Regions from separate parts of the Homo sapiens genome. Here region 1 is linked to region 2. A link is a loop called in an ENCODE intact Hi-C map of the cell type or tissue named here. Cell type or tissue: natural killer cell. All regions are shown on one strand. Links, peaks and the distances in the headings refer to the core of each region. The heading gives the core; the rest is flanking DNA.

Evidence for each region. A loop is a pair of places that touch in the nucleus more often than their neighbours do. Peaks named below come from ENCODE experiments on the same cell type or tissue, not always from the same donor. Only the 100,000 strongest peaks of a DNase experiment are listed, where the experiment ranks them.
Region 1: a loop joins it to region 2, with 2.7 times the contacts of the local background. A loop is called at or near these places in 3 of 110 quality-filtered maps.

What each region holds. Positions count from the first base shown.
Region 1 is chr20:52,024,089-52,036,391 of GRCh38, reverse strand. No RefSeq gene overlaps it. Among named protein-coding and RNA genes, the nearest start is that of ZFP64, 160 kb to the left of the region's middle. In natural killer cell, for the core only: no CTCF peak of the experiment used is centred there; a DNase peak (open chromatin) is centred at 4,371; H3K27ac peaks cover 1,150 bases.
Region 2 is chr20:52,078,589-52,090,891 of GRCh38, reverse strand. It overlaps LOC105372664 (a long non-coding RNA gene), which reads right to left. Exons shown (of 3, transcript XR_936849.3): 1 at 7,757-12,303; 2 at 7,330-7,421. It also overlaps a transcript of ZFP64 not described here. Among named protein-coding and RNA genes, the nearest start is that of ZFP64, 110 kb to the left of the region's middle. In natural killer cell, for the core only: CTCF peaks have their summits at 6,851 and 7,051 (motif pointing right); a DNase peak (open chromatin) is centred at 7,051.

The sequences.
Region 1 (12,303 bases), core at 3,214-5,713, 52 kb after region 2:
CTTGAAGAGAACAAGTTGGATTGGCAAGAGGGAATGGTTGCTTTCTGACAAGGAGAGGTGGAGGTTGTTCTTTTAACAGATTGTGCAATAGCTCCTGCTCTAGGGAGACCCCATGCCTGCCTGCCAGTGGCTCACCTTCAAGAGAGAGTCAGACCCAGAGACAGGTCTTTGCAGAGCTGTGTGTTAGGTGTCAGCAGAGAGTGGGCAGAGGGCCAAGGAGTGCTGGGCAAAATGACAAGGATCAGGCCAGGCATGGTGGCTCACACCTGTAACCCCAGCACTTTGAGGGGCCAAGGCGAGAGAATGGCTTGAGCCCAGGAGTTCAATACCAGGCTGGGCAACATAGTGAGACCCCCATCTCTAAAAAAATAAGTAAATAAAAATAACTGATCACAGTGGCATGTGCCTGTAGTCCCAGCTACTTGGGAGGCTGAGATGGGAGAATTACTTGAGCCAAGGAAGTTGAGGCTGCAGTAAGCTGTGATCATGCCACTGCACTCCAGCTTGGGCAACAGAGCAAGACCCTGTCTCAAAAAAACAAAAATAAAAAAGGCAAAGGCCAGCGTGTTATCCAAACGTGTCAGTTTCTGGTGACAAATGGAGCCACGGGGTGGAGCAAGGGTTGGGGAGTGACAATCTCATCGGAGCAAGCTTGACACGTGAGCTCAATGCAGCATTAAAGCCTTGGCCATAGATGGGAGGACATTCAAATGTGTCATCCTTGGGTCAAGTCAGTCCCCAGATCTGTCAAAACACCCCTGGCCCCAGGCCAGCCTTTGTAGAAGGAATTGTTTTCCTGAACCACCGCCATGTTTCATTTCCTCACTGTCTGTGTGCACAATCTCTCCAGTTTAGATTATTCCAGATAGTTTTATAAAGCCTTTTTCTTTTTTTTTTTTTTGGAGTTGGAGTCCCACTCTGTCGCCCAGGCTGGAATGTAGTGGCACGATCTCTGCTCACTGCAACCTCCACCTCCCAGGTTCAAGCAATTCTCCTGCCTCAGCCTCCATAGAAGCTGGGATTACAGGCACACGCCACCATGCCTGGCTAATTTTGTATTTTTAGTAGAGACGGGGTTTCTCCATGTTGGTCAGGCTGGTCTTGAACTCCTGACCTCAGGTGATCCGCCCACCTCAGCCTCCCAAAGTGCTGGGATTACAGGCGCGACCCACCGCCCACGGCCTGCCTTTTTCTGTAAGGTACAAAAGGAGTACGTGAACATTGCAAAAAACTTATAAAATACATATATAAGGAAAGAAAAAAATTAACCACTACCCCACCACCCAGAGATAACCACTGACTGTTAAGATCTTGGTGTTATTGAGGTCAGGAGTTCAAGACCAGCCTGGCCAACATGGCAAAACCCCATCTCCACTAAAAAATACAAAAAATTAGCTGGGTGTGGTGGCGGGTGCCTGTAATCTCAGATACTCGGGAGGCTAAGGCAGGAGAATTGCTTGAATCTGGGAGGCAGAGGTTGCAGTGAGCCAAGATCGTGCCACTGCACTCAGCCCGGACAACAGAGCGAGACTCTATCTCAGAAGAAAAAGGGAAATAATCATGATCTTGTAGGACTGTCATAAGGATCACATAAGCTAACACATGTAAACAGCTGATGCATGGTCTGGCATATGTTAGCTTTAGCTATGATTTTGCCAGATTGTTTTTTAATTATGTGCAACAATTAATCGTTAAAATAGCCGGCTATTTCAGTTGCTTTCTATTTTTCGCTGGTTTACATAAAAGTGCAGTGAGCTTATATAGGTAAAATTTTGTGGCCGGGCCCGGTGGCTAACACCTGTAATTCCAGCACTTTTGGAGGCTGAGGCGGGTGGATCATGAGGTCAGGAGTTCAAGACCAGCCCAGCCAAGATGGTGAAACCCTATCTCTACTAAAAATACAAAAAAAAATTAGCCAGGCTTGGTGGCGGATGCCTGTAATCTCAGCTACTCGGGAGGCTGAGGCAGAGAATTGCTTGAACCCAGGAGGTGGAGGTTGCAGTGAGCAGAGATTGTGCCACTGCACTCCAGCCCGGGCAACAGAGCAAGACTCTGTCTCAAAAAAAAAAAAAAAAAACTTTCTGCATATCCTCAATTATTCTCTTAGGGAAAAATATTCGTGATGATTGGTCATAAGCTTCTCTCCCCAATCAAGCTGTTTCTCTTATTATATAATGATTTCTTCTGCTTTGTTTTTCTATCACCAAATGTCTCATATCTCATAGATCGTACGAACAGCCCTCAAGCAATAGTTGTTGAATGAATAAATATATAAATAATGAGAAGCATACTTTATTTTCCTAGTATAAGCTTGTGTTAGTCCGTTTTCACGCTGCTAATAAAGACATACCCGAGACTGGGCAATTTACTAAAGAAAGAGGTTTAATGACTTAGACTTCCACATGGCTGGGGAGGCCTCACAATCATGGCAGACGGCAAGCAGGAGCAAGTCATATCTTACGTGGATGGTGGCAGGCAAAGAGATTGGTCAGGAAAACTCCCCTCATTATACCATCAGGTCTCATGAGACTCACTGTCACAAGAACAGCATGGGAAAGACCTGCCCCCATGATTCAAGTACCTCCCACCGGGTCCCTCCCACAACGCGTGGGAATTCAAGATGAAATTTGGGTGGGGACACAGCCAAACCATAGCAAAGCTGACGTATTAATATGCTCTGCCGTCAGTGTTTCATAAATGGCACATGGTGGGAACCTATGGGAGAGGCTGCCCTTTACCTTAGTTAGCCATTCTTTTCTTCCCTATAAACAGAAACCCTTACTGTTAACAGGATTCTTTGCTGTCCAGAATAAAGACTACATTTCCCAGCTTCCCTTACAACTAGGTATGGTCATGTGACTGTTCTGAAAAATGAGATGTAAATGCATGTGTCACAGGCGACTTCCCAATAACAGCCTTAGGGAAGGAGTGGGGTCTATCTGCTGCCCCTCCTCTTTACTGCTAGGTAAATGTTGACGTGCTCTCCGGAGCTCATGCTTCCATATTGAACCACAGTGAAAACTACAAGTTGAGAATAGTAGAACAGATAGAACGAGCCCCAGTTCCTGATAATCATGAAATCACCATATTGGCTCTGTACTGCCTATAGATATGCAAGAAAAATAAACTTCTCTCTGTGTTTAAACCACTGTTACTTTAAGTTTTCTATCTTTCCTAGCCAGACCTAATCCTAACTGATTTGGGGCTCAATAACTTTTTGTTGACTGATGGAATGGATAGTGTATGCATAGATTCTATAGGTTTGCATTTTGCAAAGCATTTTCTCAAGCATTAATTTGTTTAATTTGGTAAAAGTAAAAAACTACTTTCCCAATCCTATAACTTCTAAAACCTACTAGCCTCTGATATTTTCTGTAATGTGATATGTCATGTAGGATGCATTTGTGCACAAAGGTAACACAATATGGCTTGGACAAAGACGTTTAATTGTCTCAGAAAACAAAAATCTTGCATCTCCAAAAGATTCAACAGTGTCATCCAGGACAGGGGCACGTCCTATCCTCCACATGACCTTCCTCAGCACTTCACTGATGTCTTACTTCATTGTCCCAGGACAGCTGCCACTGCAACCAATATCATATTCTCTCTCTCTCTTTTTTTTTTTTTGAGACAGAGTCTCTCTCTGTCACCCAGGCTGGAGTGGAGTGGTACAATCTCAGCTCACTGCAACCTCCACCTCCCGGGTTCAAGCAATTCTGCTGCCTCAACCTCCCGAGTAGCTGGAATTACAGGCGTGCACCACCACACCGGGCTTGTTTTTGTATTTTTAGTAGAGACAAGGTTTCACCATGTTGGCCAGGCTGGTCTCAAACTCCTGACCTCAAGTGATCCGCCTGCCTCAGCGTCCCAAAGTGCTGGGATTACAGGTGTGAGCCACCATGCCTGGCCTACAACAAAGTCTTATGCAAAAAGAGCTACAAAGCCTTCACAGGTATGGTGTCTTTTACCAGAATGAAACAGTCCCTCTCCTTAAGGCATAACAAACAACATCTTCCGAAGCCACGCCAAGAAGTGTGTTCAGATCATGTCTTCATTCTTCTGAATTTCAAGTGAAAGAGCTGCCTTCTTGGAACTTTGTAGAAATCTAAGATGTGTACTAGAGCTGCTCAAAGACCTGCCATTTACTTACTGTACTTGTGTTATCAAAGACTCCATAAAATCAAGTGATTTCCTCTGCTTTTGTCCAGGCCGCCAAAGAACGTGGCGCTTAGTCACTTCAGATTCCCTTCTGTCTGTGATCCCCTCTGAGAAATAAAGCCATAAATATGCTGAGTTCTGTTGACATTCACACCGGAAATAGCACAGAGCTCCAAGTATTGTGGTCTCCTTTCCGATTTTATTGCTAAACAGCAAGAAAAACAGCAGAGGGGCTTTCCTGGCGAGTCAGAGAAATGCAACGTGGTTTTTTGTGTGTTTTTTTTTCTCCGCAAGACAGAGGAAACTATCTCTTCACACCATTGCCAAAGCCAAGAGACTTCGAATGAACAGATAGAGCCCAGAGCAGAACAAACACCATTTGATAAAATGCTTAGAGCACGTCTCCCCACACGGGCAGGGACTATGAGCGTCTGAAAAGCAGAGGTCCGGCCTCCCCTCCTCCCCAACTCAAGGTTGAAAATATCAACAACATTCCTGTCCACTGTAATCAAATACTTACGCAAAAAGCTATGGAATGCACAATAATTTGTCAGGCATCCTTTTAGCAGAGTCCACTAGAGCAAACTCTGGTAGGCTTCCTTGACCCTCAGAGACTGTGCCCTTTAACCTTATTTGGGTCTCTTTTATGGGGGCCTTCACTCTGACCAGATGGCTAAACTATCAAAGGGTTTTATGAGTAAAAACTGCTTTCCCAACTCGTAAGTTGTATATTTCTTTCCATGTTAATGTGAACTATCAACCCAGAGGCTTTAAATTGAAAACACAAGAGGTGTCCTGCAGCTGGGGCTCCCCCCGCCATCCCAGCATTGTGTGTGACCACAAGGGTGATGGGTGTTTGCAGAGAAAACAGCTGACACCCAGATGAGGACAATTTCAGCTAAATATTTAAAATGGCCATCAAGAAAGGAATGATTGATTGATTTTTTTTTTTTTTTTTTTTTTTGGTTCAGGCCATGATCTTTTATCAAGCTGCAGGCAAACATGCTTCCTACATAAATCCAAACTGTATCTTTCTTTTCTTCCATCCCATCCTGTGCATCCACTTTTCAGGGAGGCTGGGTGGCAAATTAAACATAATTAGATCAAATTCTGTGGAATCCAAAGTAGAAAAGGATGCTGTCTCTCAATGTTGAATTTCAAGTTAAATAGTCCTGAGACCTTGAATTGGCTGTATGTGTACACTTATAGTTTGTTTTGTATAATTCTTGAAAATTTTCATAAGAAATGATCAGGATGAGTTGATGCAACGAATATTTATGAGTGAAAACCAGGAGGCTGACACTGTTCTAACACTTAGCAGGCTGCGTGAACAAGAGAGCAGACACTTCATTGAGAAAGTGCTTATGTTCTAGTGGAGAGACGAACAACAAAGAACCCCAAAATGGCAGGTGGTAATAAGCAATGGGACAGGACAGTGGGACAGGGGCTAAGTGCATAGATTCTGCATGGTTAGGAAAGACCCCACTGGGGAGGTGATGACAAAGTAAAGATCTGAATGAGAAGAAGGAGAACAACTCAGGAAGATGTGGCTAGCGCTCCCATTAGACATGTAACGTGCAGCCGGGCGCGGTGGCTCATGCCTGTAATCCCAACATTTTGGGAGGCAGAGGCAGGTGGATTGCTTGAATCCAGGGATTTGAGACCAGCATGGGCAACATAGTGAGACCCTGTCTCTACAAAAAAATACAAAAATTAGCCAGGTGTGGTGGTGCACACCTGTAGTCCCAGCTACTCAGGAGGCTGAGCCCAGGAGATAGAGGTTGCAGTGAGCTACGCTTGCCCCAAATGTACTGTACCAGCCTGGGTGGCAGAGTGAGACTCTGTCTCAAAAAAAAAAAAAAAAAAGAAGTAATGTGAGCCATGTCTGTAATGCTAAAATTTTCTAGTAGCCAGATTTTAAAAAGTAAAAGGAAATGTATGGAAATAATTTAATATATTTTATATTTTTAGTTTATTTCTATTATAATTTATTATATATATTTTTATTTTGTTACTTATTTAATAATACTAGATATATATTTCTGAGACAGTGTCTTGTTCTGTCACCCAGGCTGGAGTGCAGTGGCACATTCATATCTCATTTCCACCTCGAACTCCTGGGCCCAAGCAGTCCTCTTGCCTCAGCCTCCTGAGTAGCTAGGACTATAGGCATGAGCCACTGTGCCTGGCCTATTTTATTATATTTAGATCCATATGTACTATTATATTTTCTAGTAGCTATATTTTAAAAGGGTAAAAAGAAATGGGTGAGCCGTATGCAGTGGTGTGAGCCTGTAGTCTCAGAGTTTCTCAGGAGGATGAGGTAGGAGGATGGCTTGAGCCTAGGAGTTTGAATCTACCCTGGGCAACATAATGAGACCCAGTCTTATAATAATATGAAGAAGAAAAGAAGAAGGAGGAGGAGGAAAAGGAGGAGGAGGGGGAGGAGGGGGAGACGGAGGAGGAAGAAAGAAGAAATGGGTAGAAACAATTTTAATATATTTTATTTTTATTTTTATTTTTTATTTTTTCTTCTTTTTTTTGAGACAGAGTTTCAGTCTTGTCACCCAGGCTGGCATGCAATGGCATGGTCTCGGCTCACTGCAACCTCTGCCTCCCAGGTTCAAGCGATTCTCCTGCCTCAGCCTCCCACGTAGCTGGGATTACAGGCATGCACCACCATGCCCAGCTAATTTTTGTATTTTCAGTAGATAGGGTTTCACCATGTTGGCCAGGATGGTCTCAAACTCCTGACATCAGGTGATCCACCTGCCTCAGCCTCCCAAAGTGCTGGGATTACAGGCATAAGCCACCGTGCCTGGCCAATTTTAATACATTTTGTTTGATTTTAATAATATATTTATTTGCATTGTCATCATTTTTATTTATTTTAAATTTTTAATTTTGCTTATTTGTTTATTTAATAATACATTTTATTATATTCAACTCATATGTAGTGTTAAATTTTCTCATAGCCAGTTTTAAAAGATTTTTAAAAAGAACACAGAAAAAACAGGTACAACAAGCCAGGCATGGTGGCACACACCTATAGTCCCAGCTACTCGGGACATTGATGTGAGAACACAAGTTGAGCCCAGGAGTTTGAGGCCAGCCTATGAAATGCAGTGAGACCCTGTCTCTAAATAAATAAATAAAAAGGAAAAAACCAAGTAAAATAATTTTAATAATATCTTTTATTTTTATTTAATCTATTTTTTTCCAAAATATTGTCATTTCAAAATGATTTTCAAAAATGTTTTTTAAAAAGTAGATGAAAGGCCAGGCGCGGTGGCTCAAGCCTGTAATCCCAGCACTTTGGGAGGCCGAGGTGGGCGGATCACGAGGTCAGGAGATCAAGACCATCCTGGCTAACACGGTGAAACCCCATCTCTACTAAAAATACAAAAAATTAGCCGGGTTCGGTGGCGGGCGCCTGTAGTCCCAGCTACTCGGGAGGCTGAGACAGGAGAATGGCGTGAACCCGAGAGGCGGAGCTTGCAGTGAGCCGAGATCCCGCCACTGCACTCCAGCCTGGGTGAAAGAGCGAGACTCCGTCTCAAAAAAAAAAAAAAGTAAATGAAATATTTTACATTCTTCTTTTCATACCAAGTCTTCACAATCGTGTGTATTTTACACCAACAACACACCTCAATCTAGACTGTAAATTCTCACTAGAAGTACTTGATCTGAATTCAGGTTTCATACAGTTGACAGTCACAAAGGTAGATTCCTATATCCCAGTTGTACTAAAGATACTTAAAAGTTTTCTAATAACTGAGTGAAGTTGTTAGATGTTTTCTAATTACTGAGTGAAGTTATTAGATGTTTTCTAACTACTGAGTGAATTTATCAGTTTTGAAGTTTTAATGCAGATTAAGTAAAATGAAAAATCCAGTTCTGGCAGGGCAAGGTGGTTCAGGCCTGTAATCCCAGAACTTTGGGAGGCCGAGGCAGGTGGATTATCTGAGATCAGGAGTTCAAGACCAGCCTGGCCAACATGGGGAAACCCCATCTCTACTAAAAATACAAAAATTAGCCGAGCGTGGTGGCATGTGCCGGTAATCCCAGCTACTCAAGGAGGCTGAGGCAGGAGAATCGCTTGAACCCGGGAGGCGGAGGTTGCAATGAGCCAAGATAGTGCCACTGCATTCTGGGGGAGAGAGCGAGACTCTGCCTCAAAAAAAAATAAAAAATAAAAATCCAGTTCCTCCCATGCACCAGTCACATCTCAAGTGTGGAGTCACCACCTGGGCCATGTGGCGACCTGATGGACAGCAGAAGTCTGGGGAAGGACATCAGAGGCCCAAGAACAACTAGAGCAAGCTCTGGAAGCTGGGAAGAGCTTGGCATATGCCAGGAGCAAAGGGTGGCCAGGAGCTGCAGGGCACCCAGACAGGGAGGAGCGGCAGGGATGGGCTGCCAACACCTTGCATCTCCTTGGATCCACAGGCTGGGTGAAGAGCTCGGATTGACCATACTTGTTAGTCCCCAGTTGGTAAGAGGGATGCAAGACCAGGATAAATTTCTCTGTGATAGCTTGGAGAGTACCGTATCAAGAGGAAAGTAACATGTCCATGACGTAGAACCTAGGAACACACCCTCAGGAATGTCCCAAGGTCATAAGGAAGCTCACGGCATGGCTGGAATGGCAAAATATTGCCAACAGCCTAAATATCCACCAGGCAGGGGAAGGGTAATAGACTGTGATCTGTTCCCAAAAGGATCATCACTGCAATTGAAAAGAATCATATGTGTCAACACGTCATATCTTTTTTTGTTTTGTATTTTGTTTTTTGTGTTTTTTTTGAGGCAGAGTCTTGCTCTGTTGCCCAGGTTGAAGTGCAGTGGTGCAGTCTCAGCTCACTGCAACATCCACCTCTTGGGTTCAAGCGATTCTTCTGCCTCAGCCTCCAGAGTAGCTGGGATTACAAGCACCCACCAGCACGCCTGGCTAATTTTTGTATTTTTAGAGAGGCAGGATTTCACCATGTTGGCCAGGCTGGTCTTAAACTCCTGACCTCAGGTATTTGCCAGCCTCGGCCTCCCAAAGTTCTGGGATTACAGGCATGAGCCACTGCACCCGGCCTATTTCCTTCTTTTTTAAGGCTGAATAATATTTTATTGTATGTATATACCACATTTTTTAAATCCATTCATCTGTCATCTGGTAAAGGCAGATAATTATTTTAAATATAGCAGATGGGGCTGAGCGCAGTGGCTCCTGGCCAACATGTTACATCTTAAAAACAAAAGGATGAATAAAAGAAGAAACTATGTATATAAATTAAGAATACCTTATAGCATTTAAAGATACAGGTAAATACATATACACACATAGACATGGACACATACATTTATTACTAAACTGATTAACATGGGCTGGAAGGAAACATCAGTTTCATGATAGCCATAGCTCCTGGGGAGGCATTGAGGTCCAGTGGGCTCAACTTTATCAGTACTGTCTTATTTTTAATTAAAATAGTATCAGCCAGGCGTGGTGGCTCACACCTGTAATCCCAGCACTTTGGGAGGTCAAGGCAGATGGATCACAAGGTCAGGAGTTCAAGACCACCCTGGTCAATATGGTGAAACCCCATCTCTACTAAAAATACAAAAATTAGCCGGGCATGGTGGTGGGCACCTGTAATCCCAGCTACTCTGGAGGCTGAGGCAGGAGAATTGCTTGAACCCGAAAGGTGGAGGTTGCGGTGAGCCAAGATCATGCCGTTGCACTTCAGCCTGGGTGACAGAGTGAGACTCCGTCTCAAAAAGATAAATAAATAAAATTTAAAAAAATAGTATATAAGATGCTACAACACAATGGTTATATTTAGTAATCTTAAGTAGTGAAGCTGTAAGTGTTTGTTATACTTTATTCTGTACTTTTCAGTTGCTTTAAATATTCTCCAAATTTAAATAAAAACAAACCTATGATAAAAGAAGAGAAAAGAAACCTCTTTCACTTCCAGCCCTCTATATTGTCTGTGCCTGTGTCTCCTGTAACCTTCCAGTGCTGTCCAGGGCTTACAATTAGAGAGTACAGATCTATTACATACAGTGTTTACTTATAACATTTTCTGGGGGGAGAAAAGTTTCTGGCCTCGTCCAGCAATGTCTAAGTCAGACAAGCAAGATAATTTTTAACTCTTTCCTCACTAGCATCAAGCCACGTATTTTTCTTTTCTTTTCCTGTGGCTTCAGGATTTTGAGCCCTACATGCTCCTCTACCTCTCAACATTTGGACCACTAAAGGCTAAATATGTTCCATGTTGAATGGAAAAAATAAGTAACGAATAATTTAAAAGTTGGCCACACAGTTCTCCATTGCTTCAAAGAAAATAAGTGTCTCAGCCGGGCACGGTGGCTCACGCCTGTAATCCCAGCACTTTCGGAGGCCGAGGCGGGCAAATCACAAGGTCAGGAAATCGAGACCATCCTGGCTAACACGGTGAGACCCCGTCTCAACTAAAAATACAAAAAATTAGCCGGGTGTGGTGGCGGGCGCCTATAGTCCCAGCTACTTGGGAGGCTGAGGCAGGAGAATGGCATGAACCCAGGAGGCGGAGCTTGCAGTGAGCTGAGATCATGCCACTGCACTCCAGCCTGGGCGACAGAGTGAGACTCCATCTCAAAAAAAAAAAAAAGGTCTCTTGTTTGTTTTCTGAAGCTCTAACTGCTTCTACAGGCTGTCTCTAAATCCATCACTAGCTGCACAGCCTTTGTTGTTCAACCTCCCCAAGCCTTAGTTTGCTCATCTGCCGTATCGGGATAATAATAATCGGACCTAGCCAGGCGCAGTGGCTTAGGCCTGTAGTCCCAGCACTTTGGGAGGCAAAGGCAGGTGGATCACCTGAAGTCGGGAGTTCAAGACTAGCCTGACCAACATGGAGAAACCCCATCTCTACTAAAAATACAAAATTAGCCGGGCGTGGTGGCACATACCTGTAATCCCAGCTACTGGAGAGGCTGAGACAGAAGAATCACTTGAACCTGGGAGGCAGAGTTTGCCAGGAGGCAGAGTTTGCCATGAGCCGAAATCACACCATTGCACTCCAGCCTGGGCAACAAAAGCAAAACTCCGTCTCAAAAAAATAAATAAATAATCAGACCTTCTTCACAACACCAATAGGAGATGTAAAGGTCTTAGTACAGTTTTTATTAAATACATTTGTATTATTTTTCTGGTATCTTGATCTCTTTTTGTCACTCGATATGACAGGGTAATTTTTTTTTTTTTTTTTTTTGAGACAAAGTCTCACTCTGTTGCCCAGGCTGGAGTGCAGTGGCACGACCACAGCTCACTGCAGCCTTGACCTCCCAGACTCAAGTGATCCTCCCACCTCAGCCTCCCAAGTAGCTGAGACTACAGGCACACACCACCACACCCAGCTAATTTTTAAATTTTTTGGTAGAAATGAGATCTCACTATGTTGTCCAGGCTGGTCTTGAACTCCTAGGCTCAAGCAATCTTTCAGCCTTGGCCTCTCAAAGTGCTGGTATCACAGGTGTGAACCACTGCACCTGGCCCTGGGTGACTATTTTGGATAGTGGCTTAGAACATAGGCTTTGTGGTCAGACAGGTGGGTTGTAAACCTAGCTCACCCACTTTTTAAGTGAACTTGGGTAGCTTACTAGCCATACAGGGGTTGAGAAAACTAAATGAGATAGTCCTTTAAAGATGCCAGCAGGAGACCTGGCATGTATGTGATCAATGCTACAGGGATGCCAGCTGATGCAAGGAGGACATGGTGCCGATTCATGTTGGACAGCAGCAGCATTTACAACAGAGAAAACTCTAGTATTTCCATGATGTTTGTCTACGCATACATATAGCACATAAGCCAACTTAGCCTTTTTGCAAATTCATTTAACAGTTTCTTATAGAAATATGTTATTCTGAGCCACATCAATATAAACCATCACACATTCTTTTTTAAAATATGCTGTACATTTAGAAGTATGGCTTGGCCTCCAATTTGAAGCTTGTCACTTTCTTTAGTGCCTCTAGTTATCACTGTGAGCCCATCAGCCTTGCTTATCCAACAAGTTTATGAATAGCAAATGTTGATGGCTTCATTGAGTTGTGACTATAAATGCAAGGAAAATGAGAACAAGGGTGAAGAGGTGGCTTCTTTATAACAGCTG
Region 2 (12,303 bases), core at 5,566-8,065:
TCTAGAACTTCTGGACTTAAGTGATCCTCTCAAAAGTGTTGGGATTACAGATGTGAGCCATTGTGCCCAACCAAGTCTGTCTCAAAAAAAAAAAAAAAAAAATCTTGCTCTGTCACCCAGGTTGGAGTGCAGTGGCACGATCTCGGCTCACTGCAACCTCCTCCTCCTGGGTTCAAGCCATTCTCCTGCCTCAGCCTCCCCAGTAGTTGGGATTACAGGTGTGCATCACCAAGCCCAGCTAATTTTTGTATTTTTAGTAGAGACAGGATTTCACCATGTTGGCCAGGCTGGTCTCGAACTCCTGACTTCATGATCTGCCCACCTTGGCCCCCCAAAGTGCTGGGATTACAGGTGTGAGCCACCATGCCCAGTCGCCCCAACCAAGTCTTTTGATGGTTGTTTTTCTCTTGTCTGAAAGCTATACTTTTTCCATTGTAGTATTTTCTCATATTGCCATCTTACCTTCACCATCACCCTTATTTTTTTTTCTGGTGTACAGTGTTTAAGTGTGATACCAAGTCATATATCAACTATCTTCTCCTCTCACTGAATGCTAATTCAAGTATAAGATTCTATTAAAACAGTTTCTCTAGAAAGTTGAAGATCCTGTTCCTGTCTTGCTAGCATCCACTGTTCTGAGGAGCTTTATGCTGATGTGAGCATTTTGCTGGTGGTTTTCTTTCTGGAAGCTTCCAGATCTCACCCTTCTTAGGGTTCTGAAATTGGACCACCCTGCTTCTAAATAAGATGCATGGCTGTCTTTAGTGTTGGGAAATAATTCTTCTCAGTTCTATCCTGGACCATCTAGAACGAGCTTTCGTGTCTTACCTTTTGGCGTCTTTTCCCCCTTGTCCTTTTGGGAGATTCTTTAGCTGTATCTTCCATTTCTAAGATTTTTCTTAATAGGTGGCTTTTTCTTTTTGTTTTGTTTTTATAAGAGCAGTTTTAGGTTCACAGCAAAAGTGAACCTAAAGACAAGAAGATACAGATATTTCCCACATGCTCCCTGCTCCTGCGCATGCACAGCCTTCCCCATTACCAACATTACATTTGAATAGTGCATTTTTACCATAGATGAACCTGCACTGACACAACATTCTCAACCAAAGACCATAGTTTACAGTAAGGTTCATTTTTTTTTTTTTTTTTTTGAGACAGTGTCTTGCTCTGTCACCCAGGCTAGAGTGCAGTGGCACGATCTGTGCTCACAACCTCAACCTCCTGGGCTCAGGTGATCTTCCCACCTCTGCCTCCCAAGTAGCTGGAACTACAGGCATGCACCACCACATCCAGCTAATATTTTGTATTTTTTGTGTAAAGACAGGGTTTTGCCATGTTGCCCAGTCTGGTCTCAAACTCCTGGGGTCAAGCGATCCACCCACCTCAGCCCCCCAAAGCACTGGAATTACAGGTGTGAGCCACCGCACCTGGCCAAGGTTCACTCTTGATGTTGTACATTCTGCGGTTGTGGACAAATGTATGATGACCTACATCCACCAATAGCTGTCATTCGACACCCTTTTTGCTGGTCAACTTATTAGAACTTTTATTTTGATTTCCATAGTTTTCATTTCTCTAATTTCATTTCCTCCCTTTGCTTTAGTAACTAAGTTCTTGACTTGGGCGTGTCTTTCTGGTTCTGGCTTTCCCCAAGCATTTGTTTATTGGGTAAACTAATTTTATTTGGATATGATCAGCCTGGAAGGGTTGGGCTAGGGGGTAGTGATGAAACATGGCTGGATGGAAGTGTTCTGGGTATGTGGTCTTCTGCTGTCCCTGGCATCTCTAACTTACCAGGCCCTTGTATTCTTTTTCTGACCTCAGCACCCTTTGACCAACAGCCTAGGGGGAGATGCCGTGCTGCTTGCTGTTTGGAAGAAGTGAGAGGAAGGGGTCCACCTGACCATTCTCCATGTGGTTCATGAAGCTGCCCAAGATCCCTACAGCTGCCACTTCTTATCCTGAGTACTTCTATAACCACTGCCATTTTTCCCAAACAGGGTTTGGCCTGTAATTTTCTCCATCAATCAGATTTTTATGTCATCTTTCCCTTAGGATTTCTGAACTATCAATGAATGATACACATTCTTGTTTCCCAATATGCTGATGTAGACTTCAGTATCTTTCTCTCTCAGTATTTGGACAGGAGGAGGCGGCACACCCATATGCCCAGGCTATCATCTTGGTCAAATCTTTGTAGCCATCTTGACCAAAAAACCTTTAACTTTGACTCCTTATGTGTTTGAAGGAGACAAACCGCACAAGTGTGAGTTCTGTGACAAGTGCTTCAGCCGGAAGGACAACCTGACCATGCACATGCGGTGCCACACCAGTGTGAAGCCACACAAGTGTCACCTGTGTGACTACGCTGCCGTGGACAGCAGTAGCCTCAAGAAGCACCTGCGGATCCACTCTGATGAGCGGCCGTACAAATGCCAGCTCTGCCCCTATGCCAGCCGCAACTCCAGCCAGCTCACCGTCCACCTGCGATCTCACACGGGTGAGTCCCTGACCAGGAAACCTCAATCCCTTACTTTTTCTCTAATTTCTTAACCTTCATTTACTTAACAACACAAGCAACTTAAATGACTTGGTGTGGTAGAAGTACAAGAATTTGGAACTTCTGTGATAATTGTGAGATTTGTCATTTTTCTGTTGCCGGAACAACAACTTTTGGTAAAATATGACTGACAGCTGGGTTTTATATCTTGACTATATAGAATCCAGCTGGGAGTAGATACCCACTATAACTGCCAAGAAGCCAATGATGTATCTCAAGTCAGACCTATAAACTAGATGTTTCAGTAAATGTATACACTGATTGCATGGCTAAATTTGGAATGTAGCAGGATCCATTAAGTATAATTAAAAATCACAAACTTTTAATCTTAGGAACTTCCTTTATGGGACCCTACTGAAATGATAGGACCAACTCATCGTGGCATGGAAAAATGGGGTTTGAGATATTCATAAAGATGCTCATAAGTTGAAAATTTTCAATGAATTCCTGGAAAATGGTGAGCAGACAGGAACATAGTGATGTTTAAAACTGAGTATAGAAAGCTGTGTCCCAGCAGACAAATGGGAGGCAGCTGTACAGTTGGAAGCCAAAGTTTCCAGCCAATATCCAAGGGCCCTGAGGGCTCTGGGCTTGGAACAAGCATGTAGACAGCCAGGGCCACAAAGCTTGGGGGACTAGCCAAGGCCTGGCAAAACTGCCCAACCAACCCAGTAGCAGGTGAAACCTCTGGCATCCATGTCTAATCATTAAACCAGTCTACTTTCCCAAATATAGTCCACCAAGGATCATGAGTCATCTATAGGAAATGAATGGAATAAAATGAGCCAAGTCAATAACTAATCCTGGAAGTAAGAGTACTTGGGTAATTTTCACATTCTAATTGGTGTCTACCCACTGGCAGAAATGTTGCATCCAAATAGAGACCTATGAAGAGATAATGAGAACAAAGAAGTATGAAATAAAACTAGGATTGCTAGCTATAAAATTAATGTCCCAGAGATTACGGGAAAAAAATTGGGTGAGTGAACTGAGAATAAGAGCCAGTCCTGAAGTCTGGTTTCTGACCAGGTCTAGGAAGAAAAGAAAATGGAAGTGAGAAGAAAATAGAGTGAAAATAGAAAATCAAATGAGAAATGAAGTCCACAATTCTAAGGGGCCAGGAGAGTAAAAGTGCTCACAGGATTCCAATCAGGATGGAAGGGAGTGGACAGGGGACATCTATATCTAGAAATATGTCTGGGTAGTATTGGCTTCTAGGAGACAATGGAACAGTGCCCTCAAGAGTTGGGAAATGATTTTGAACTTAGAATTCTATACCCAGCCAAACTATCTCAAGTATGAGAGCAAAATAGAATGATGTGCAAGGACTCAAGATTTTACTCCCAGCCACCATGCTAGTGGGAGTTACTAGAAGATAAACTCTAGCAAAGGAAGGGAGGAAACATCTGGCATGATATATTTGATATGTGAATACCTGAATATGGCTAACTGGGATTGCAGCAAAGAGAAATATCAGGCTGATACTTGTATAGAAAGTCAAGAGAAACTAAATCAGAAGTTTTAAAAATCCATTTTAAAAATTCCTTGTGAAAGGGCCGGGCGCGGTGGCTCAAGCCTGTAATCCCAGCACTTTGGGAGGCTGAGGCAGGCAGATCACGAGGTCAGGAGATCGAAACCATCCTGGCTAACACGGTGAAACCCCGTCTCTACTAAAAATACAAAAAAATTAGCTGGGCGTGGTGGCGGGCACCTGTAGTCCCAGCTACTCGGGAGGCTGAGGCAGGAGAATGGCATGAACCTGGGAGGCGGAGCTTGCAGTGAGCTGAGATTGCGTCACTGCACTCCAGCCTGGGCGACAGAGTGAGACTCTGTATCAAAAAAAAAAAAAAAAATTCCTTGTGAAAGTTACAAAATTATGAGAGTGGATGACTTCTGAAATTGAGATTCCTTCTTTCAAGAAACACAGTCTAATCAAGAAGCAAGTTAAAATGTGCCCCCAAATGAGCAACACGTAAGAAAAGAAAACAAAATTATATTGATGGGTGGTTACGCCATCCACTGGCCTGAGTGTGACAGCAGACTTATAAGGAAGTGATTGTAATCCTGGTGCAGTGTTTGGCTCCGATGAATATCACATTCCCAGTCACCATTTAAATTATTTATAGTTGGCTTCTGAACTTGAAATCTGAAAATGATTAAAGTATAAGAATTCACCAGACAGAATGGAAATATTTTTTTACTTAAAGGTGAAAAGAAAGCTACTTCTAACAAGTGAGGAGTTAAGTGTGGAGAAGAGGAGTGAATCCTCAAAAAATCTCAGAAGCTGATGGACTAAAATGTGAGGCTACTACTCAGCTTAAAAGTGTAAAAGTCACAACCACCAGAATGCAGGGGAGAGGTTAGGGAAAGGATGGGTGTGTAGGATAAGATGCTTATCTTTGTGTATATTCAACTGACGTTTAAAGCAGCAACCTCAAAAACAACTAGAAACCCTTAGCAATGTCTCCAGGGAATGGGACTCTAAAGACCATGGCTCTTTATTATTTGTCCCCTGCTGCCATAATTATGCATTAATATTATAAATAAAATTTAGCCTGTAGTTATAAAAGTAAGAAACTTTAACTTGAAATACAAGCTCAATAACTGATGTCATATAGATTAAACACTATAGTAAGCGTCTTCACAGGTCTTAGCTTGATTTGAAGCAGTTGTTTGTAATTTAAATCTCACCTCTTCTTCCACATTCAATTCTGGGATGTCAAGTTAAATGGGAGTTTAGATTTGAAACTGAAGGGGTCATCAAGAGTATGGACTTGAGTGCCATAGTGCCTGGGTTCCAAATCCCTGCTGTTTGACCTGAGCCAAGTAACTTGACCTCTCTGAGCCTCAGTTGTCCCATCTGTAAAGTGGGGGTAATAGTACCCACTCATAGGATTGTTGTGAGGATTGCATTAATATGCACAACAAGTGTTGTCATTAGGAGGTTGGGTTTAGAGTTCACAAAACCCAACCATCTCATGGCGGCCAAGTGTGCTAAGGCAGGTTGGGGTGGGAGGGTCTGTTTTGCCTGCCTGTTCTAATGGAAACACACCTTCCATTGCTAGGGGATACCCCCTTCCAGTGCTGGCTCTGTAGCGCCAAGTTCAAAATCAGCTCGGACTTGAAAAGGCACATGATCGTGCACTCGGGGGAGAAGCCTTTCAAGTGCGAGTTCTGCGACGTCCGCTGCACCATGAAGGCGAATCTCAAATCGCACATCCGCATCAAGCACACCTTCAAATGTCTGCACTGTGCCTTCCAGGGCCGGGACCGGGCTGACCTCCTGGAGCACAGCCGGCTGCACCAGGCCGACCACCCGGAGAAGTGTCCAGAGTGCAGCTACTCCTGCTCCAGCGCGGCCGCCCTGCGCGTGCACAGCAGAGTCCACTGTAAGGACCGTCCCTTCAAGTGTGACTTCTGCAGCTTCGACACGAAGCGGCCCAGCAGCCTGGCCAAGCACGTCGACAAGGTGCACAGGGACGAGGCCAAGACGGAGAACCGGGCCCCTCTGGGCAAGGAAGGGCTCAGAGAGGGCAGCTCCCAGCACGTGGCCAAGATCGTGACGCAGAGGGCCTTCCGCTGTGAGACCTGCGGCGCCTCCTTCGTCAGGGATGACTCTCTGAGATGCCACAAGAAGCAGCACAGTGATCAGAGTGAGAACAAGAACTCAGACTTGGTCACCTTCCCACCGGAAAGCGGTGCCTCGGGACAGCTCAGCACCCTGGTCTCCGTGGGGCAGCTCGAGGCTCCCCTAGAGCCCAGCCAAGACCTCTAGCTCAGCCGAAGAGGGTGGTCAGCTGTCGGAACTTCTGACCAGTGCTGTTGCCCAGCCCTCCAGAGGTGAGGCCACTGAGAGACAGGCTTTGGGCACCACTTCTGGGGCTGGCCGCTCCAACTTCACAGGCCTTCAGAGGCGATGGCTGGGCGACAGTGACGAAAGCAAAGCAAAGCAGGGCTGTGGAGACACTCCTCGCATTTGTCTCTTCCCTCCAAGGATTATCTGAGCAAGTCGACTTGTTCATTCAAAGGCGGGGTCTGCCAAGCCCTGCTCTATCCAATGGGGATAGCTTCTACGTAACGGATTCCAATTTTAAAACTGATCCATCTCTGATGGAATTATTAAACTTAGACGATATAGAAAACTAAAACTAATCTCTAGAGTGGAAAGGGTTAAAGTGAGGAAGGTGTACGTGAAGGGTCTGGGGTTGCTGGAAAACTTCTATTTCATAACCTGGGTGATCGTTCTAAGAGTGTTTGCCTTATATGTTTGTGTGGTTTCTTTTACCTGTTGTCTTACAATAAAAAAGGCAGACTCATGGTAGCATGATGTAAGGAACACTCAATTTTGCAGCCCTCCACAGACAGTTACGGTAGAAGGTTCTCCATCCCCAGCCCGCGCCCCATTCAGTAACTTAATTATAAACGCACATTGGATTTCTCAATGAGTTCCTACTGTAGTAAAACGAAATGCAGTTTGATCTGGAGGTGGCGCCAAAGATCAAGCTAACTAGCCCAGCCTGTGCTTGTCTGTTGTGGAATTCAAAATTCTGTTTAATTCTATTTGGAGAGAAAAGTCCAGGGGCCCAGTGGGCCCTGAGCTTGGTGCTGGGTGCTGGGATATGTGATACGTGGGACAGCCTCACACCAGCATCTGTTTCATCACGGAAAGCATTTAGTGTTTGCTGAACCCACAAACTACTGAAAATCCAACCTCTTCTCATAGATGGACCCTTAGGAGGTTATGAAATCTCAGTGGATATAATACTTACCCAAAGTTGCTTGGTTTCTACTTTTGGCATCTTTCCTTCAAATACTCTTTTTAAATATAAAGTCTTGTGTGCCCTCATCAAGCTGAACATCTCTGGAATTGAAACAGATTAAGTAGATCCATTGTTCCTGGTAAACTAAGAAAAAAGGATGTAAGATTTTATAGGTTGTGTAGAAGGGACTATTTCACTTGTGAAATAGAGGTACCTAGTTTATTTTGTGAATGGTGGTAGTTTGGGCAAATCTGACTCCGTTTAAGTTTTACATCAGGTAGGTGATGGTGTACTGCTGAATCTCTATTGTAAGAAGAAAAGATTAAAATGATGACAGAGACCCAGGATAGAATTAGTCTCTTTGGAGATGATCGTTTTGATCAGAAAAGTGTTTGGTTACTGAATGCTGGTGCTATTGTACAGTTGCTATTGTTACCTTTCTGCTGTTTGTCGTGAATCTGATCTGCGTTTCTGTTCTAGAAGGTTGTTGACCTTTCAAGTGGGAACCCATAGATTGAAATCACATAAACGTTCCTTGTACTTCTTGTTATAGCTCTTTAGACAAAGAGGAAAGATATCAGCCTTTTTAGAAGGCATTTTTTGTTAACAGCTGTATGGACTTTAAGGATTTTATATCCAAGCTGGTATCACCCAGCAAACTTGGATTCCCAATAGAGCAGAGGTGAGTAAAAAGCTGTGAACCCAATATTTACTTCAGGCAGTGGGTGGGGCCATAAAGTTTTTTGCAACTACTCAGCTCTGTGGTTTTAGTGCAAAAGCAACCATAGATTGCAAGAAAAAACAAGTGTGTCTGTGTTCCAATAAAACTTTACAAAAACAGGTGGCAGGCTAGATTTGGCCCATGGTCTTAGAATGTAGCAAGCCCTCCTGCAGAGTACTTTGCTCTGAACTGGCAAGTGTGACTTGTAAAACACACTAAAAGATACCAAATTTTCTGGCAGAGACACAAATGGGATTTGCACAAAGCTGAGAGTGTAGTTCAAGAGAATAAGGCTGAATGAGTATTAAAAAGAATTTGGGTAACTTAAAAGAATTTTTGAGACTGGTAAGAATTCCAAGATTCAGAGAAAAGTAGGCTAAGAGGGAAGTCTAGGACCAGGAAACTTGTAGGAGTAGGGGTAGTCTTACCTTACCATTTCTAGGAAATTAGAAGATGGCAGTGGATGGGGTTAAATCATTCGGAATTGGGGGCTGAACTGGCTAAACCTGCTAGAATGAGACTTAAAATGTACAGGTAATAACCAAATAAAACAGCCTTAATAGAAAGGAGCAGCTGACATGGCACAGACCAGAATGGCAATTCTTACACCAGCCTTGATTTGCAGAGCCCTCTGGATCTGGAAGAGGAAACTGAGAATGTTTGCAGTTTGACTTCACCTGAGCCCCAGGGATCCGCAAACTTTTTCAGTTAAGGGCCAGATAGTAAATGTTTTGAGCTTTGCTGGTCCTACTTGTTATCAGCTCTGTTGCCACTGCTGTTGTAGCACAGAGGTTCCAACTCGGCCACTGTAATGCAGCTACAGAGAATAGGGAAGGAAATAAGTTTAGCTGTGGGCCAATAAAACTTTATTTATAAAAAGGACATGATTTGGAAGGCCAGTCTGTTAACCCCTAAGTACAAGCAACAGGGTGATTGGCCTTGGATAAAAGGCAAGGGGGAAATGTTAACATGAAATTGAGCCAGCATCAGTAATGAGTGTCTATGGTCCCAGCTACTTGGGAGACTGAGCTAGGAAGAACTATTTGAGCCCAAGAGTTCAAGTCGAGCCTGGGTAGCAATGCGACTCCATCTTTAGAAAAATTTCGTGGGGCCACTTTAAGGAAGGTGTTGCTCCATGCCACAGACAGATGAGTTTCCGGTTAGGTATTGGGGAAAACTGGATCCTTTTGATCTTTACTCAGATCAGCTTGTAAAATCTCCACTGAAGAACAGAAATCAAGGCGATCTCCCGCCCCTCTGCTTAAGGTTTCTTGCTGCCTTCTAGACACTACAGAACACAAATAGCTTGTTTGTCTCCCTGTATTTAACCTCTTCTAAGAAAGCAGATGAGCCTCAATTCGAGTTGCCATCATGACTGAGCCAGGCACTGCACTAAGAACTTTACCTGTCTGCAGGTGTTTTTCTCCCAGGTGCTACCCAGAGCTGGGATAGGGTGAGGCACTTGCCTGGGACATGAGACTTAAGGGAGTGCCGAGAACTCAGTCGCCAAAAAATATTTTAATGCAGATTGGCAAACGGTGGCCCCACAGGTCATCTGCTTTGTTTTTGTAGTTCTGTGGAAAGTTGGCCTGGGATTAGGGCAAGTCAGGGCTGTGCAAGCAGAGTTGGATCCCGTGTTTAGAGTTCTGACATCCTGTTCATTGTAGGTTTCTTTTGCATTCATTTTGGTTTTTAAAAAGTTGCGTTATGGTATTTACCTTGATCAGCTGAGATTTGGGATACCACCTTAAATGTGTGCCTGAGGCCATGGCCTCTCCCACCCCACCTAGCCCCTGTCCCTCTTTAAATGCAGAAACTAAAGGATAAGGGGAAGAAACTTCCTAAAACAATATGACCCAGTAATAAATTGGGGCAGGGTGGTGACATCCTAGAAGCTGTCTCTTGTTTCCTTGAGATGGAGTTTCACGCTTGTCGCCCAGGCTGGAGTCCAATGGCGCGATCTCAGCTCACTGCAACCTCTGCCTCCTGGGTTCAAGCAATTCTCCTGCCTCAGCCTCCCAAGTAGCTGGAATTACATACGCCTGCCATCATGACCTGCTAATTTTTTGTATTTTTAGTAGAGACAGGGTTTCACTATGTTGGCCAGGCTGGTCTCGAACTCCTGACCTCGTGATCCACCTGCCTCGGCCTCCCAAAGTGCTGGGATTATAGGCGTGAGCCACCATGCCTGGCCAAAAGCTGCCTCTTTTAAATATTTAACAGACAAAGACTGTATATATTCGGTGTCTATAATGTGTTGATTGGAAATACCTAAGCATCGTGTAATGACTACCACAGATTAACACAGCTGCCACCACTCATGCTGTGCCTTACAACCCAAAATTTGTTCATGTCATGACAAAGATTGTGCCCTTTGATCAACATCTCCCCGTTTCCCCCAACTCCTGGCAACCATCCTTCTACTCTGAGAAGCCACCTTTTTTTTAGTTATAAGCGAATGCAGCTGAAGATGGGAAATCCCTGCCTCGTTCAGCTAGGGGGATGTCATCTGAGTCTATTTTACTCTTCTGTAAAATGGGTCATGTCAGGCATTTGGCCTAATGATGCAATCTACTGACTTAAGAGAAGTTGGCTTCCCTCTGTCTCCCCCACCCCCTGAGCCCTGCTTGCTTTTTTTCTTTTGTAGGGGGAGGAGGAATAACCAAGATCTAGGTACTGTGGCCTTATGATCAGCAGGGATCATGATTTCTATCTTCCCATGCCCCCTGCCACACACATCTTCAACACATAGTCTCAGATGACACCTTAAGCGCCAACTAGGACAGAAGGTCATGTCCTTAACACCGCTGGGAAGTCGCACATAAGCTGCTGCTTGCCTCCCCACCTAGTCACACACCATAGCTCTACAAAGGACACGGGGAAGCAGGTTCCTCTGGAGTGGGCTGTGCCGGTGAAAACCTGGAAGGGGAGATGCTGAACTCATGAGCATCCTCTGCTGTCTGCACAGTAAGGCAGCCTCATAGGGGTGGGAGGCATTAATAGCTTTTTCCATGGGGCACGTGATACGGGTCCTAAAGACCCTGAGATGTTACATTTGCAAGTATTTGTCTTATCTGGGCTTTATGGGGACAGTTTTGCCTGCTGCTTGTGGATGTTGGGCCATGACAGTCTTCCAAGGCATCCTAAGGCTCTACTCCAGTAGCTCTCCACCGTGCCTGCCTGCTGCGGTCCCCTGGGGGCCTCTTTGGTGTTTGAAATATCTCAGGGGAGGTACAAGGGCATCTCTACTTTCTAAAGTTCTGCAGGTGATTGTAGTGTGGAACCAGGGTGGGAAGAGCCATGTGAGTTGGAGACAGACCGTCTTCATAGGCTGTGCTGTCACAAAGGGCCCCATAGTCAGGAGGCCCCCTGTTTGGTTGCATGTTCTGTCATCGACTTTAAATTCTTAATTTTTTTAATAGCAATTTTGAAAATATTTTGCATCGGGCTTTGCAAATTGTAACAGCCAGTTTTCTGAAGAAAAGGGCATACCTCAGCCTGTCTGCATCACTGGAAAGCTGTGGGAAGGGCCTTCGACCATTGAAATCAAGACTCCTGGATAGGGGGGACCAGGTCTCTGGATGGGAGGGACAAGCACTGGCGCCCACTAACATTCACTAGTATCCCCTCCATTATTTTGATGGTTCCTCACAATGGAAGGCATTTGCCTTCATCTTTGCAAGGGAAAATTGATCTTCAGAGATGTTAACTTGCTCAGCATCATGCAGCTGATACAGGGGAGTCAAACCTGCTGTGCTGAACTCTGGCACCTGCAGTCTTTCTCCACTAGCTTCCTTTTTTTTTTTTTTTTTTTTTTTTTTTTGAGGTGGAGTCTTGCTCTGTCACCCAGGCTGGAGTGCAGCAGTACTCACTGCAGCCTCTGCCCCCCAGGTTCAAGCAATTATCCCACCTCAGCCTCCCGAGTAGCTGGGATTATAGGCACATGTCACCATGCCTGGCTAGTTTTTGTATTTTCAGTAGAGACGGTTTCACCATGTTGCCCAGGCTGGTCTTGAACTCCTGACCTCAAGTGATCCTCCCACTTCGGCCTCCCAAAGTGCTGGGATTAGAGGTGTGAGCCACCACACCCAGCCTTCCACTAGCTTCCTTAACCTCTCACCTTAGTCTAGGGTGTCTCCCACTGGCAGAGGTGGACAGCTCAGGAACAGAATCATGAGTTCTAAGTGTTGAGATAGAACAAAGTCTTCTTTGCAAGAATAGTGAGGTCTATAGTAGGGTGGGAAAAAATTTCAAATGTGAGC